Regions from separate parts of the Mus musculus genome. Here region 1 is linked to region 2. The links are chromatin loops, found by intact Hi-C in ENCODE. Cell type or tissue: left cerebral cortex. All regions are shown on one strand.

Evidence for each region. A loop is a pair of places that touch in the nucleus more often than their neighbours do. Peaks named below come from ENCODE experiments on the same cell type or tissue, not always from the same donor. Only the 100,000 strongest peaks of a DNase experiment are listed, where the experiment ranks them.
Region 1: it touches region 2 in a loop (4-fold over the local background); 27 of 42 quality-filtered maps call a loop at or near these places.

What each region holds. Positions count from the first base shown.
Region 1 is chr13:34,620,658-34,628,657 of GRCm38, forward strand. It overlaps Pxdc1 (PX domain containing 1), which reads right to left. Exons shown (of 5, transcript NM_025831.3): 5 at 7,184-8,000. Among named protein-coding and RNA genes, the nearest start is that of Pxdc1, 28 kb to the right of the region's middle. In left cerebral cortex, no CTCF peak of the experiment used is centred here; a DNase peak (open chromatin) is centred at 3,929.
Region 2 is chr13:34,042,162-34,050,161 of GRCm38, forward strand. Bphl (biphenyl hydrolase-like (serine hydrolase, breast epithelial mucin-associated antigen)) reads left to right here. Exons shown (of 7, transcript NM_026512.1): 2 at 2,263-2,366; 3 at 4,625-4,791. Among named protein-coding and RNA genes, the nearest start is that of Bphl, 8.5 kb to the left of the region's middle. In left cerebral cortex, a CTCF peak has its summit at 4,427 (motif pointing right); a DNase peak (open chromatin) is centred at 4,432.

The sequences.
Region 1 (8,000 bases), 580 kb after region 2:
GCCAGCCTGGTCTACAAAGTGAGTTCCAGGACAGCCAGGGCTATACAGAGAAACCCAGTCTCGAAAAACCAAGAAAAAAAAGGAAATTAAAAATAAAATAAAATATTAAGCGCAGCATCTGGGATTAGCAAATCACAAACAAACACTCAATTGAGCGAGTTGCATATTCTTCGACCAGGAAGTCTTCATCCCAAGACTTGAGTGTATGTCCCATCTGAACATACTCAACTATCTAGGAAAGAAGTGACTTGGGGGCTGACTAGATGGCTCAGAAGGTAAAGGTATACTTGCTGATGACCTGAGTTCAATCCCTGGGACCCACTTGGTAGCAAGAGAGAATGGACTCCTGCAAATTGTTCCCTGACTCCACAAGCATTCGGTGGCACTTGTGCACATGTGTGCATGCACACGCACACACTAAATACATGTAAAAGAAATAACTCAGGAAGAGAAGTCAGGTACGGTGACTCTGAAGAGGCAAAGCTGTTTAGTGCCATCAAACAGCAGCTGTCAGAGAAAGATCTTGACCAAGGTAACGAACTTGGATGATCAGATCCAGACATTGGCTATTCCACCCACAAGGACATGGTTAGAAGATGAAACATGTCCCATAGACACACTTCTCCTGGAGAAGCATCTTCCTGATGATCAAGGGTGCTCCAGGACAAGGAAGAGGGTCCTCCCTCATAACTCCTTTTCTGCCCATTTCAGTCACATCTGCCTAATCAGGGCCACTTAGATGGGGAGAAGCTAGAGTTCACCTTCCTGTTGGTGACACCACCCCCATTGCTTCTTCATTTGACTCAAGGTTTCCAATAAATTCATTGCCTGTCTATGTCAAATTTCCACTCACTTGTGTGGAAATAGGGATAGTCACCTTTAAAATGACTTATTCGTTAAAGAGTATGTACCACAGAGTATGTGTGGAGAGTAGAAAACAACTCTCAGGTATAGGTTCTCATCTGTCACTTTGTGGGTTCCAGGGATTAAACTCAGATTGCCATGCCCATAAATAAGGGCTTCTACCCACTGAGCCGTCTCAATGGACAAAACTCCTTATACTACTGATTTATTGAATCCTAGGGGCAGGGGGTAAGAAATGCCTTCCAGGAAAATTCTAAAGCATTGGTACCAATGCTGTTTTCAGTGGCATTTTTCTAATTAATTCTCTATTCTAATTCCTGTAGCTTTTAGGTCAATTTGACTGTTCTATTGATAGATAAATGCCCTGGCCATCAATGCTTTCTTAGTGTTCTAATTTCTGAGACACTCAATATACATTTGGACATCTAGGTCAAGATAGTCCAGTATGTGTGTACCCACATGAGATTGGCATTCAAATTTACCATCTGTAAGTCTGACAGCCTGTGGTAATCTGACCATTCTTTACAACCTTCCACTACTCTATGTCCACCCTACCCAGAAACTAGGAGCAAATCACAGAACATTTATTACCTAGAAGTCTGGAAAATTAAACATGTCTAAAGGATCAAGTGTTCTTCCTAGCTAAACCCTTAAACAATCTGGTATGATTGGGGCTCAAGTGTATGAAGCTTGTCCCTCTTTAGGAGGGCTTTGAGGGAGTGACTGGATCATGTGGGTACTAGACACATTGATGAATTACTCCATTGATAGATTCAAAACTGAATGGTCACTGGCAAATGGTGGGAACAGTGAATGGGGGGTCTGACTGGAGAAAGTGGGCCATCATGGAAAAGTGTATCATGTCCTGGCATCTCTCTGCTTCTGTGCTTCTTGTCTGTGATGAAACAGATACATGCTGCCCACCTCAAGACTCTTTCTCATCATGCAATACCCAGAAACAACAATTGAAATCCTGAGGTTAAAAAATAAAAAAACAAAAAACAACTTTTCCCGGTGTTTATGTTGGCTGCTTTTTCACAGTGGTACAAATGACTAACACATAACAACACTTTTGGGTTAGGCATAAAATTTAACACGTGTGAAAAATTTGTTTCTGATGTAACTATAGAGCAAAAGCTTCCAGATTTCCTTATTGATCACAAATGATGAGTTATATAGTTACAAGGGATTTCTTGCTGCTGCTTAAGAAATATATTACCTGCTTAGTATTTAGGTAACATTATTAGATGGGCTGACCATGATAGCACACACCTGTAGTTTCAGTACTTAGGAATTTGAGGCAAGAGGACTGTGAGTTAGAGGCCAGCCTGGGCTATATAGAGAGAAACTCCATTCCAAAAACCCAAAGGGCTGGGGATATACTCACTGGTAGACCACTTGCCTAATGTGCAAGGCCCTGGGTCTGATCCCCAGTACAGAAAATGTTCACATATATGTGACAGTTACACTAGAAACTAAGCAATGTTTGTGAGGGGTAGGGTGAGGTCAAGAATGCTGAAAATCTCCTTCTTGTAATTTTTGGACCAGAACAATAAATCACTCACTCAAACAAGAACATTTTTAAAAAAGCAGCTACATAGAGTCTTGTACCCTGTGTAAGGTATAGATTTTATCATGAGGCATATAGACATGCTACATTTTGGATTTTCTTGGTATCCCCTAAATGTGATAAAACCAGATGTCCCCATAGACTAGGGTTTATAAAGTCAAGTGTGTGATAAACATATTTTCTAGTTTCTATATTTGATGTTTAGGCATCTTGGGGACACACTAACTTAGACTGTTTCCCATGGGTTAGCCAGTTCTTAGAGATTCACAATAAGGACTCAATAATCCAGAGTCGCATCCTCAGCCACTTCCTTTTCTGGCTTTCATATTCTGGGGCACTACCCACAGGCCCTGGTCAGCCTGAGCCCAGATACCAAACAACTAGGGATGGTCTTCTGACCTGAAAGCATTAAATTGTCTACACTTCCAGCCCCTCCCCCATGCCTGACCTGGTCCTTCCCACAGAAGCTTTGCTGAAGGCTCTTTCTAGGTTTGCTGCTAGGGCTCTCTTATATAGCTCCCATGTCACGTGCGGCTCCACTGGGGATCAGAAAGGATAACAAAGTATCCCTTAGGTGGCTGTCACTTCTTGATCTATTGGCCTGGCCATGCCAACATAATAATAAAAATCTTCTCTTAAAATTACAGTAAGGTCTGTAAGAGGTATATGAGGTATAGTAGCCATAGATATAGGATGAAAAAAGTCATTGCTGGGAATGTGACAGAATGTCCTCTGACATGGAAACTAAAGGGTTCTTTGGAAAGTCAGTGGATGGTGTTTTGCTGGAGCAAACACCTGAAGAAACATTTCATTAAAGTGGACACAGGTTCGAAAAGCTAAGGCAGACTCGTGAAGGAACGTTTTGCTGAAGCAGACACAGGAGAGAGGACGTTCTGCTAAAGCAAGCATGTGAAAGAATACCTGATGAAGGATTCTTTGCGAACAACATTCATGTATTGGTCTGCCTTACATTGCGTAGTTGAGCTGCATTTGTCGGAACACCATAGAGAGAAACACACCAAAAAAATGTCTGGTAGTATGCTTCAGTTTGTTGGCACTTTCAAGGACTTGGGCTGATTGGATGCATGTGCTGAGGCCAGGCACGTGGAAGACATGTGATGTTTGGAAGGTATAAATAGAATTCCATGGAGTGATGGAGACAGAGCTTGGCTTGCTGGTACAGCTAGCTGTGCAACACTTGTGGGTCTCAAGTCTTCACTGATCTTCTCTTCCCTGAGAAAGACTCAGATGAGAACTCTGCCTGGTGTTCCTGTTGGCCCCTCCTGCTATCTCATACTGAGGATAAGGCCTGGCTATCTCTGCTAGGTCATGTCACTGCTGTTGCTAACCTGACTACCAGACTGGACTGCTGCTGTATATGTGAGGTGTTTGCAAGTGGATCGAGCTGCAGCAGCTAACCTATGAACTGAACTGCCTTTGTCAACCTGGATCAGACTTCCAGGAGTCTAATACCAGGCAGTTAGTTCATTGTCAGCAATATTTAAAACAGTACAATTTGGGAAATGGTTTCCAGGCAACAGTCAGCCCAATCACTCCAATTCTAGGTGCACAATAAAGCTTAAAGCGTGACTGCATAGAAATTCTTGTACAAAGTACATGAGACCATGAGAGTGGGTTCTATAGCTAAAAGGCCTAGAAGCTAGTGTGGTCTCTGACTGATAGCATAGAGGTCAGCAGGCCATAAAATACATGTGCCACCTCCCCTAAGGATGGGTAAAGGTCTAGGGAGGGAAGAGTTTGGGATACTCATGCTGGGGAACTTGGGTGTTATCTGCCTCTACAGCAAAAGGTGGGTGAGGTCTGCCTCCACAGACAGTAAAAAAGGTCACTGGGTCATTAAGAAACTCCAGCATTCTGGATAGAATGCAGGTATTTGATTTTTTTTCCTCCTCCATTGAGGAAACATCCCTGTGTGATTAATATTCCTGTTTCTCTTAGTGCGTCTCATAGAGAAGCCTCTGTGCCCCAAACAAGGATACGTGGCTCAAGGAAAGGTGGCCAGAAACACCCCTATAAGAATGTGCTGTCTATGTGAGTACACGGTACACTGAATGACCAGGTCATAAGTGTGTACACATGCCTGCTCTTCAAGAAGGGCATGTCTTTCCCCCCAACACACACACACTTTTTTAAAATTAGGTATTTTTTCATTTACATCTCCAATGCTATCCCAAAAGTCCCCCATGCCCTCCCCCTCCCACTCTCCTCTCCCCCTCACTCCCACTTCTTGGCCCTGGCATTCCCCTGTACCTAGGCATATAGTTTGCAAGACCAAGGGGCCTCTCTTTCCAGTGATGGCCAACTAGGCCATCTTCTAATACATATGCAGCTAGAGACATGAGCTCTGGGGGGTACTGGGTAGTTCATATTGTTGTTCCACCTATAGGGTTGCAGATCCCTTTAGCTCCTTGATTACTTTCTCTAGCTCCTCCATTGGGGGCCGTGTGACCCATCCAATAGCTGACTGTGAGCATCCACTTCTGTGTTTGCTAGGCCCCGGCATAATCTCACAAGAGACAGCTATATCAGGGTCCTTTCAGCAAAATCTTGCTAGTGTATGCAATGGTGTCAGCATTTGGAGGCTGATTATGGGATGGATCCCCAGGTATGGCAGTCTCTAGATGGTCCATTCGTTCGTCTCAGCTCCAAACTTTGTCTCTGTAACTCCTTCCATGGGTGTTTTTTGAGTATGTGAATTCTGTGTGAAGTGATGAGAGGATACATCCTGTTTGTTGACGATCATATTTTGCATTTTTACTTTATATAAGCCTCATAGGAGAAAAAGGTTCTTTTCCAACTTAGTTGACCTAAATGATCTTACTGGCCAAAAGATCTTGAATCACACACTGCTTAGTAAATGCTTGTCCACGGTGAATGAAAACCCAGAAGAGCAGCTAGCACACAATTCGAGTAACAAAGGAGAAGGCTTAGGTCAGCATGGCCCCTTGGCTGCCAGTACAGTGGGAGGAACGTGGTCACCCACGAAGCAAAGGGAGAAGCAGGTCTCTGGAGGATGGTGATGACAGGAGTATGTATCTCACACTTGAACCTGCCCCTTGGTCATTCTCAGAACTGACCATCTAGAGACTGCAAATTAAATTTTACTTGGTCAAGTTTCTTGTCCTTGTTTTGGGCCCATATTCACAGTTGGGATTTTTTTCACCAAAGACGTCAGACTTTTTCTCTGTATTGATTGAGTAATAGTAGTATACTAGTCTAAACAGCAGCAGTGGCTTCCTGTGTGTGTTGACAAGCTCTGTACCCACCACATCTGTCATCCTATATCCCTGATGAGTGTCAGTTACCATGCCATCACACTGTAAGGAATATCCATCCATCTGCAATCCCAGAACTCAGGAGTATGAGGGAGAAGGACTTTGAACCCATGCCAGCCAGAACTTGACTCAAAAAAAAAAATCAATCAAAGAAATATTCACTTACATTTCAGACTTTCTTTTTCTAGGGTGGGGGTGATAAAGGAGAGTTGAGACAGTCTCATGAATCATGAGATGCCATTAAATTCCATACAGTTCCAAAAATGGCTTTGAATTGATTCTCTTACTTCTTTTAAACAAGAGTGGAGACTAAAAACCTACCATATGCTACCATGCTTAGCTTTATGTGTTGCTGGGGACTGTACCCAGGGCTTTGTACATGATAGGTTAAGTGTGTTAAGTATTGTACAAAGCAAGTGAGCTTCAACAGCCCCCCAACCCATCCCCTACCTTCTATGATTCTTTGCAATGTGGAAACCTAAAGAACTGGTCTTGAAATGCACAGTTTTCCACAGAAAGACAGAGAGTGGGCTATTTGGTAGGATAAACACCACAAAGATATTTGACCTGTATTTTAGAGGCCTCATTGTACATTTCTAAAAAAAAAAAAAAAAAAGACACTTCCTCAGGGAAACCCTGAAAGAGTCTGGGGAACTAAGCTCACTGTGTGACAGAGAACCAGCTTGAGCCAACAGTTTGAACAGAGAAGAAAAGGCCACTGGCCAAATGCTGGTTTGAGAAGCATGTCTATAGAATGTGATCAATGTGATCAATGGAAAAGACCCATCCAACTGAGCATCGACACATAGATTGGAATTAACTGAACACACTGGCTCCTTTGGTTGGTTTTGCTTTTGTTTTCATTTGTTTTTGAGACAGAGTCTCACTGTGTAGACTAGGCTGGTCTTTGGACTCAAAAGCCACCCCACCCCCACCCCAGTCTCTGCCTTTCTATTGCTGGGATTGAAGGCATGGGTGACCACAAAACATTGGCTTCAATGTTAACTGCTAAGGGAAACTACCTTTGCACTGATTTTAATTTGGTAAGACAACAAAGATTACTGGTGGACCCCAGTCAGTCCTTCAGGAGCATATATGAAAAGCAGGATGCATTAAGTTGGACACACAGCTGGAAGGCAAAATCCACGGAAATACTCTTTGTATTGTAACTCTATGTCACCAGAGACACTTCCTGTGACTGCCAAAGAGGACTCAGAGAAGGGGAAACCCCAGAGTCCAAATGAAAGAAACCCTATTATCTGGTTTGAATAGTTCGCCCCCTGGGGTGAGAACACATTTCCTAAATACTAGTGTGTCAGGAAGAGTGCTAAAGTCGGGTCTCAGGATGGAGGTGGGGTGGGGCTGGGGTTGAGAGTCATCATCTACCTTTCTCATCCCTAGGCAGGGGATAAAATGAACCACATATTTTTTTACACAAACATCCTCTCTAGATCAAAGTAGAACAATAGATTTTTATTTAATTAAAATAGATTAAAAACAGACTGTGTAAAAGAATTAGAATTCTCAATAATTTACTATTATTTACATTAGCAAGTGCTGGTCGTTAGTAGACACAGTGAGGACATGAGCTTGCAGGACCCAGACCTTCTGTGGTCTAAGCTGTAAGCATCCCTTCCTTCCTTCCCATCCCTTCCTTTCTGATCCATCCTGGCACTTGTGCCATTGAGGTCAGCAGGGGAAGGACTTCGAGCACCCTAGGCAGTGGTGACCGCATCACCGCCTGGCAGAAGAGCTGACAGGTGCTGGCAGTGAGGAGGACGCTCTCTTCCCTGGAAGAAAACTTTATATCAGGTTCATATGCACAGGACCATGAATGCTTTCCCCTCGCCGAAGCTAGCAATCTTCTCCAGGCTTGATGTTGTGTAAACGCTCCTTCCGGCTCATCCCAAACCCAGATTCCAGGGAGCAGATGTAAAGAAAAAAAAAAGAGCCACACATCCTTCTTAGGGAGGTCCTGAATCACTTAATATCCCCCGTCCACGAGGTCCAGAACTTGGTAACTTAGCAAAAATCCTCTTGAAATACTTTGTGTGTGCCTTTGACACACAAGAGAAAAGTGGGGAGTCAGGGCCATGTGACCAAGAGGAATGTTCCCTAAGTCGGCAGTGAGACAAGAAGAAGCATGGCCTGGCATCCCAGAAGAGGCGGGCTGGAGGGGCTGAGAGCAGGAAGAAGGCCCCTCGGTGCTGCCTATGGTCATCGGGATCCCGTGTGCCTCTGCTTTCTAAATACCCAGGCCTGCTGAACCT
Region 2 (8,000 bases):
CCTATGCATATCCTTCCCTGATGCCCAGTCTCTAGTAAGCTGAACTCTGGCTACCTGATGTCCCTATACTCCTGCTAGGTGGTGATAATTTAGAAAGAAATCTGGAATGGGCAACCAAACCTTAGATCCAGCCAGACGCAGGAAGAAGTTAGATTTTCATTGTTGTTGTTGTTGTTGCTGCTGCTGCTGTTGCTGTTTTTGCCAGAGGCTCGGGTATGATCAAATGGGCTGAAGGATGCCTCTGTGAACCAGTGCTCCAGGGAGAGGCAATGATCCTCAGGGCTCTGGCAGCAACACCAGTCCCCCAAAGCCACTGGCTCTGTGCACTCAGGATGATGGGGGAAGGCTTTCCTTTGAACACCTGCATAGCGCACTATGGCTTTGACAAGCACGTTCTTGGTCCTGCAGGGAAGGAAGACCCTGAAAGAGCTCCTGTGCTTGAGGAACAATGGAAGGAGGAGATGGTACTTTGTGCTTTACTGCCCAGTAAACACCAGTCAGCTGCTTCATTTAATATCAGAAACAGGGAACAGAGAAAGGAAACTTTATCTGGCCCAGGGGCCTCCAGCCTAAGCCAACCCTCCCTGGCCAAATCCTCTCGGCTTTGTCTTCTCGGCTGCTGGGTCGGGAGCAAAGCAGATGTGCCCATAAGTGAACTGTGTTGAAGTGCGTCTTTGTCGGTAGAAAACATGTTTTCTGCTCCTGTCTCGATTCTAAGATGCTTAAAGCCTTCCTAACAATAACGCTCAATTCTCCAGGGGAATAGGATGTTAACAAAAACAAATTGGCAACATTGGCTTTATTATTGCCCCTCTGATGTTTGTGTAGATGAGCCTTCTTATTTCCCAATTTTGTCATACAATATCCAGGAGAAGAACATTTATATGCTTATATTAGATGTACCAATGTTCAACACATATTCCCACGTGCCCACGTTCTTTTTTTTTTTCTTTTTTTCTTTTCTTTTTTTTTTCCTGAGACAGGATATCTCAATGTAGCCCTTGCTGTCGTGTAGCTTACTCTGTAGACCAGGCTGGCCTTGAATTGCCTGTCTTTGCCTCCCTGGTGCTAGGATTAAAAGCAAGCGTCACCATACATTCTGTCTTAGTTAGGGTTTCATTGTTGTAAAGAGGCAGCATGACCTAGGGCAACTCCTATAAGGGACTACATTTAATTGAGACTGGCTTACAGTTTCAGAGGTTCAGTCCATTTTTGTCATGGTAGGAGGCATGGCAGGGTCTGGACCTCAAAACCCACTCCCACAGTAAGACACATCCTCCAACAAGGCCACACCTATTCCAATATTGCCACACCTCCCAATAGTGCCACTCCCTGGGCCAAGCATATTCAAACCACCACACATTCTTTACTGATTTTATTGCTACTGTTTAAGACAGAGTCTCCCTACATATCCTAGGCTGACTTTGAACTTGTGTAATCCTCTTTTCTCTACCCTCTAAGTGCTGGGTCTTCATGTGTGCCACTATGCCCAGCTTGTGTTGTTTATACTTGAAGTTAGTGAATCAGATAAAACCAGCACAGGGAAGCAAAACCTCGGTTTTTTAAAAGTACCACATTTTGGTAATCATTTTGACCAAGGACAGAGATGGGATCAGGTATGTAGAAGGAAAAGCAAGTCAGTGGTTGACTTAAATTCACTGCCAATCCACAAGAAGAAGAGCAATTCTTCTGTCCTGGCATGCCCCCTCCCCATATCCTTCTTGTCACCGCCCTTTATCATGGGAGTGGCCAAGAAGGTCATAAGGTCAAGGGCTGAAGCAGAGGCCATGGACAAAGGCTGCTTGCCCAGTCTTCTAGTACAACCCAGGACTGCCTGACTAAGAATAGCATCACCTGCAGTGGGCTAGGCTCTCCCACATCAGTCATAACTGTTTAAAAATGTCCCATAGACTAGCCCCTTAGCCAATCTAACGGAGGCATTTTGGCAATCGAAGTTCCTTTTTTCTAAGAGGACCCAGGTTTGTGTCAAGTTGACCAGAAGAAGAAAAAATATCTAACTAGGTCAGAGGTCAAGCTCCCGGGTGCCAGAGTGGGTCAAAACAGGAAGTCCCTGTTCAGATTTGCAGTCTGTTATGAAGACACAACCTGGATGGGAAAACTGAGGCACAAACCAAAGCAGTGATGTGTGCTCGAGTGGGTACTGATGCTAACTCACGCATGATACCCTGTCATAGTAAATATTAAATATACCAGTTTGGCATGGTAAATAAGTCTTCCTCCGGGAATTCTTTTCTCTTCCAGCACTGCAGTAACTTCTGCCAAGGTGGCTGTGAATGGCGTTCACCTGCATTACCAGCGCGTGGGAGAAGGGGAACATGCGATCCTCCTGCTTCCTGGGATGTTGGGTATGTGTGGATTCTCATGGACCGCTTCTGCAGGCTGTAGATTCTCCGCGATGGATCTCGATGCTAGATGCCAAGCATCCATCATTCATTCATGTTTGCGCTTGCTAAAAAACTCTTAAGGAATATTTGCCTTGCTCAAAGTCGAATGATCTAGAAAAGTAAATAACTCTCTACTGGATTAATTTCTTACTCTTTTACCCACTTCTTCCCCCACTGAAACACACTGTGAAAACGGTGTCCTATTACTTGGGAGGACTAGAGGGGTCGAGGAAACTGGGGTCCAAAGAAGGAGCAGATGGTGAAGACAGTAAGGTGGTGACCAGCCCTCCCAGTTAGTTTGTCTGGTACCCAAGGGGACATTCCTTTCTGGAATGTGAGACTTACATTACCAAAACCAGGCCAGGATGCATCCGGACCAGGTGTGTTGGATTTGTTTAATAAAATAATAGGTGTGTGGGGGGGAGGGGGAGTGTTAAAAGACTCTTTTCCTAACAGGGTCTTACTTTAAAGCTCACACTTGCCTTAGCCTCATAAACACTTAGATGACAGGTTTGTGCCACCATGCCTGGTCTAGTTTAAACTCAGACTCAGATGAGCACGTCACCACCTGCAGTGTGTGGAGCTGAATCTCAGTCCTGTTTTATGGAAAAGCAGTTCGGGTTTAGAAAGTTCCAGAGAGGGTGCGCCATGATTTGGGGGATTTTAGGGTTGCTGCTTGCTTGCTTGCTTCCTTTTTCTTTTTGGTATTTGTGTAATCCCAGTAGAGATTTATTGTGATTTGCCTCTTTCTCCTAAAGGTCACATGCTAAAACTTTCAGCTCCCCTTGACCCTGCTCTCCAGGCCCCTGCTGACACAGTACCACTGCGGCAAGTGAGAGGCTTGGGACACTTAGCACCCGTTTCTTAAGCTTCTGAAATGAAGGAGATGTATACTCCAAAAGCTGGTGTCCAATTAAACCATCAGCAAAAGCAGTTTACCATATTAGAGATGATTTTAAATTACTCTAACACTGCGGCATTAACTACACAAAACATCCACCAGTATAATTTTTTTTTTCATTTCTGGAAAGTATTGGCATGATCCCACAGCTTTAAAATGGAGCAGTGGGAGTCTTTCCCCTACCTTGTCCCCTAGTTTCCCATGTGCCCCGCAGAATCATGTACTGATAATTATGTCTGTTCCCTAAATATTTGTTTAAGGTTTTAGTGCTCTTGGCCCTAGTTTCCGAGTGCATGCCCAGTGTTAGAAAGCAAATGTTTCCTTATTGGTGAAACTGTTATTCTAGCTTGATCTCACCACCCCTCCAACCCCTTACTTTTTGCCCTCCTTTAGGATACTTCTAGTTCAAGGGCATACAAGAAACTCCTGTGAGAAAGCCGGAGACAAGGGCTGGCAATCATTGACCTGCTTTTGGTGTGGGTTTTTTAATGATTTGTGTGATGGACCTAGATAGTAAGTGAACTTGGCTGGCTGTATATTTGTGGCCCAAGTTCTGAGTGCTTAGAAATCAAACAAACTGCTCAGTCAGTGTGGACTTTCCCCTGGACAGAGCTCTTAGTATGTGACCTTACAAACACACACACACACACACACACACACACACACACACACACAAGATGGATGTGAGCACACCACATCTCTGGTGGCTGAGCTGGTGGGGATTAACAGGGCCATTACAGGCTCTTGGCATAGGCCCCTTCGTGCTGGTTTGATAAAATACAATTTGATTTCTTAAACACACACGTTTCAGGGTTTTCATTTACTTCTACTTACTCTTAAAAGGCATTTATATTAGCTTATTTGAAAACATCTGGAATATGACACTTCTACCTGTATGCCATTGGGATCTCCGTCATTTCTAAGTCCTTAGAGAGCTAATACCCAGAAACTATCAAATTTGAAAGTTTATTTCAGTAAGGTTTATTTAATCCTTCCAAAGGAGGCATAGGAAGACTAAACTGTAAGGCTGTCAAAAGCGCTTCAAAAATACTGGTCCCGAGCCTCACTCTGGGCCTATGTCTTCCTCAAAATTACCACTAGAGGGAGACCGGAGACAGGTCCTAACTCCATCAGGCTTGGCAATGCGCCTCTGTGTGGAGCCATTGCAACACAACTCCCCACCCCCACTAGGGGTTTTTCTGGTTAATTTTTTAGAGCACCAAGAACTGTCTTTTAAAATTGTTACTGCTTCTATTTTGCTCTGGTGTTGGCTATGCTGAGAACATTCAGTGGACCGTAACCCAGTGGGTGTTTTCAGGTAGCGGAAAGACCGATTTTGCACCTCAGCTTCAGAGCCTAAATAAGAAGCGCTTCACATTGGTGGCCTGGGACCCTCGAGGATATGGATATTCCAGACCCCCAGATCGAGATTTTCCACGGGATTTTTTTGAAAGGGATGCAAAGGATGCTGTTGACTTGATGAAGGTGAGACCCAGAGAAGTGCTGGAGTGGGGAGAGATGACTGGGCCCATCTTTATTTGTTCTAATTCCTGGTGTTCTTTCTTTTTACAAAGGCAATACCAAGTGAGTCTAATATAAGGAAGAGCTAAAGGACCAAGTAAAAACAGAGCCCAGCTATCTAATGATGCTACTGCCAAGACACCAAGGCTCTGCCTTTCCCACCAGTCTCCTGGCATAAGTGCAGTTTTAGTTTTGTTTTGTGTTACTTTGGTTTGAGACAGATTTTCATTGTATAGTCTTAATGGGCCTTGAGATCTCAACCCTTCTGCTTCAGGCTCTGACATACTAGGATTGCAGGCCTACAACACCACACCACACATAGCAAAATACACAGCTTTATACAGATGAAAATGGAGTCCTAAACCAGAGGTTCAACTCCATGGCTTCCACCCAAAAAAAGCAACAAGAAATGCTGGTGAAGAGACAGGAAAGTGTTCTAAAACCAAAACTGCCATTTGGAGAAGATGGAAAGTAAGCCCTTCGGACCATCTTCAGGGTACTGACATGAGCTTTAGGTTTAGGGAGAGCAAGAACTGGAGAGGTAGCAAGAAGTCTACAGAATTAAGCTGTCCTGGTCAAGGTGTGGTCTGGTGTTATCTCAGTTCTGGTTCTGCAGGGAAGCCTGAGGAAGTCATGACTGTTGATGCTCAGGAGTCATCTCACAGGGTGACTTGTCTGTAAGGCTCTGCCATTCCTGCAATCCAAGCTGACTTCAGGCTTAGAACCATGTCTGGAACAGGACATTAAGAAAGGCAACGGTAAGGTGCCACCGCTGCTTGTATGCTCGTGCCTTCAGCCTTGATGGGATTATCCTAGCAGGGTTACCATTGTTGTGATGAAACACCATGACCAAAGCAACATGGGAAGGAGTTTATTTGGCTTACACTTCTATGTCACAGTTCATCATCAAAAGAAGTACTAAAGGACAGGTACTAAAGCAGTGCAGAAATCTAGAAGCAGAAACTGGTGCAGAGGCCATGGAGGGGTGCTGCTTACTGGCTTGTTCCTCATGGCTTGCTCAGCCTGTCTTCCTTTAAAACCTCCAGCCTAGGAATAGCACCACCCACAGTGGGCTAGGCCCTCCCTCTCCAATCACTAGTTAGAAACTGCCTTACAGGTTGCCTATAGCCCGATATTATGGAGGCATTTTCTCCACTGAAGATGCCTCTTCTCTGTTGACTTTAAGCTTGTGTCAAGGTGACATAAAACTAGCCAGTAGAGGGGTTAAGATCGCTTAAGTACCACCAGCCTTTAGATAGACAGTCCTTGAATGCTTAACATGCCTACCTGCAGAGTTGAGCAGGAATCCAACCCAAAGTAAAGAAGATACAAAAGGAAGATGTAAACCTCCAGCTTTTGTCCTGCTTTTAATTATTGTTTAGGCCCAGGTAAGGAGTCAGAACTTTCTAGCAAACACAGTATTTTATTTGGTTATTTGGATATTCTGAGGCAGGATATTGCTAGGTAGCCCTGGCTAGCCTCAAGCTCACTGTGTAACAGGGTAGCCTCTGTGTCCAAAGTGCTGGGCTTACAGGGGTGTAGTGCTGATGGTATCACATCCTTCTGGTTTGCTGTTCGTTTCCGGATGAACATGCTCACTGCCATTGTCCCCTGTCTGTGCTCCCACTCTCTGTGGCTCCACTTATCTATGGCCAACTGTGGTCTGGAAAATTCCAGAAATAATTCATTCATAGTTGTAATGTTTTGTACTTTAAATTAAGTTTACTTTTAGCTTATACATTAATACATTTTAAAAAAAATTGTACACGCCAAAGAGTTAAATAAGGTTCCAGGATATGTCTATACTGCATAATGAATGTCCAAACCAGGTTAAACATGTCTGTCTCATCAACCATTGTTGCTTAGTTGCTTTGTGCCTTGTTTTTTTTTTTTTTTTGAAACAAGATCACTCATTGGCCTGAAGATTCCCCAAGAAGACTAGGCTGGATGGCCAGAAATCCTCCTGTCCCCACCTCCTCAAAGCTGGGATTGCATGCATGCACCACTGTGTCTAGCTTTCTACATGTGTCCTGAGAGAGACCCCAGGTCCCCATGCATGTTCCACAAGCCCTTTACCAACAACACTGTCTCCCCAGTCCTGTCCCCAACATTTATCATTTCCTCATGAGAAAAACTTCTGAAATATTTCCTCCTGTCTTTCTAAAATGCAAGTTCATTAATGTTATCTGTAGCACTCTGTCATGAGTTTTAAATCCCATGATATTCTGAGTGGTCCAGTAAATGTGATGCTGCTCAGCCATCCTGGCTCCACCCCACCCCACCCCAACTGTTAACATATCCCCTGTCCAAGGTATCTGCTCTATACTTCACGTATGTGTGTAGCTCTTGGTACCATACATTACAAGGCATCCCTGGTGAGGTATGGCTATGTATAGATTGTATAACCCCAGCAGGATCAAGAGAGCTGCTACGTTTCACTGGATGTATCCACTGGTTTATTCTACGCATCATCTACTGGTAAATGGTGAATTTTGAGCTATGTTTTGTTATAAGTTGCTCATGGGCATTTGTCAATTTTGTGATTACGAGCAATGTTGTTTATATCCTGGGTCTGTCTCCTGGTAAATGAGTCCAGGAGGGCAGTGTGCTAGGCTATAGATAATACAGATTCTCATTCTGCATATTAATGTCAAATGGTTAGCCAGAGAATGTGTGTGCATGTGGGGTGGCACCAGCAAGAGTCCTGGCTAACATTCGCTAGTTCCTTGACTTTAACCTTTTCAGACAGTGTTTTACTTCCAGAAGCCTCTTTGCCATGCTCTGTCAGCTTTCTTTGCTGAGCACATTTTTGGGGTCCTGGTTGATTCACCACCCAAGGACAGACACGGCTTTGCTATGACACTGTGCTCCCTCTTGTCTTTAGCCAGTTCTTCCCACAACTACAGCTGTGGCTTCACCAGATACTCGGATGCATTTTATCTTAAGATCCTTTCCGATCTCCATGATTGTCCTCTGAGCCACACCCAGGTGCACACACACACACACACACACACACACACAGAGTGCTTGCCATACCCAAATAACAGCAGATTGCTGCTGATTCAGTGATTCCGTATTTGGATATTTTATCCAAGAGGAAGAAGATATGATTCCCACATAAGTCAAAACCTACAATGTACTCAAGGTTCTATAACAATGACAATGTAGCAAAG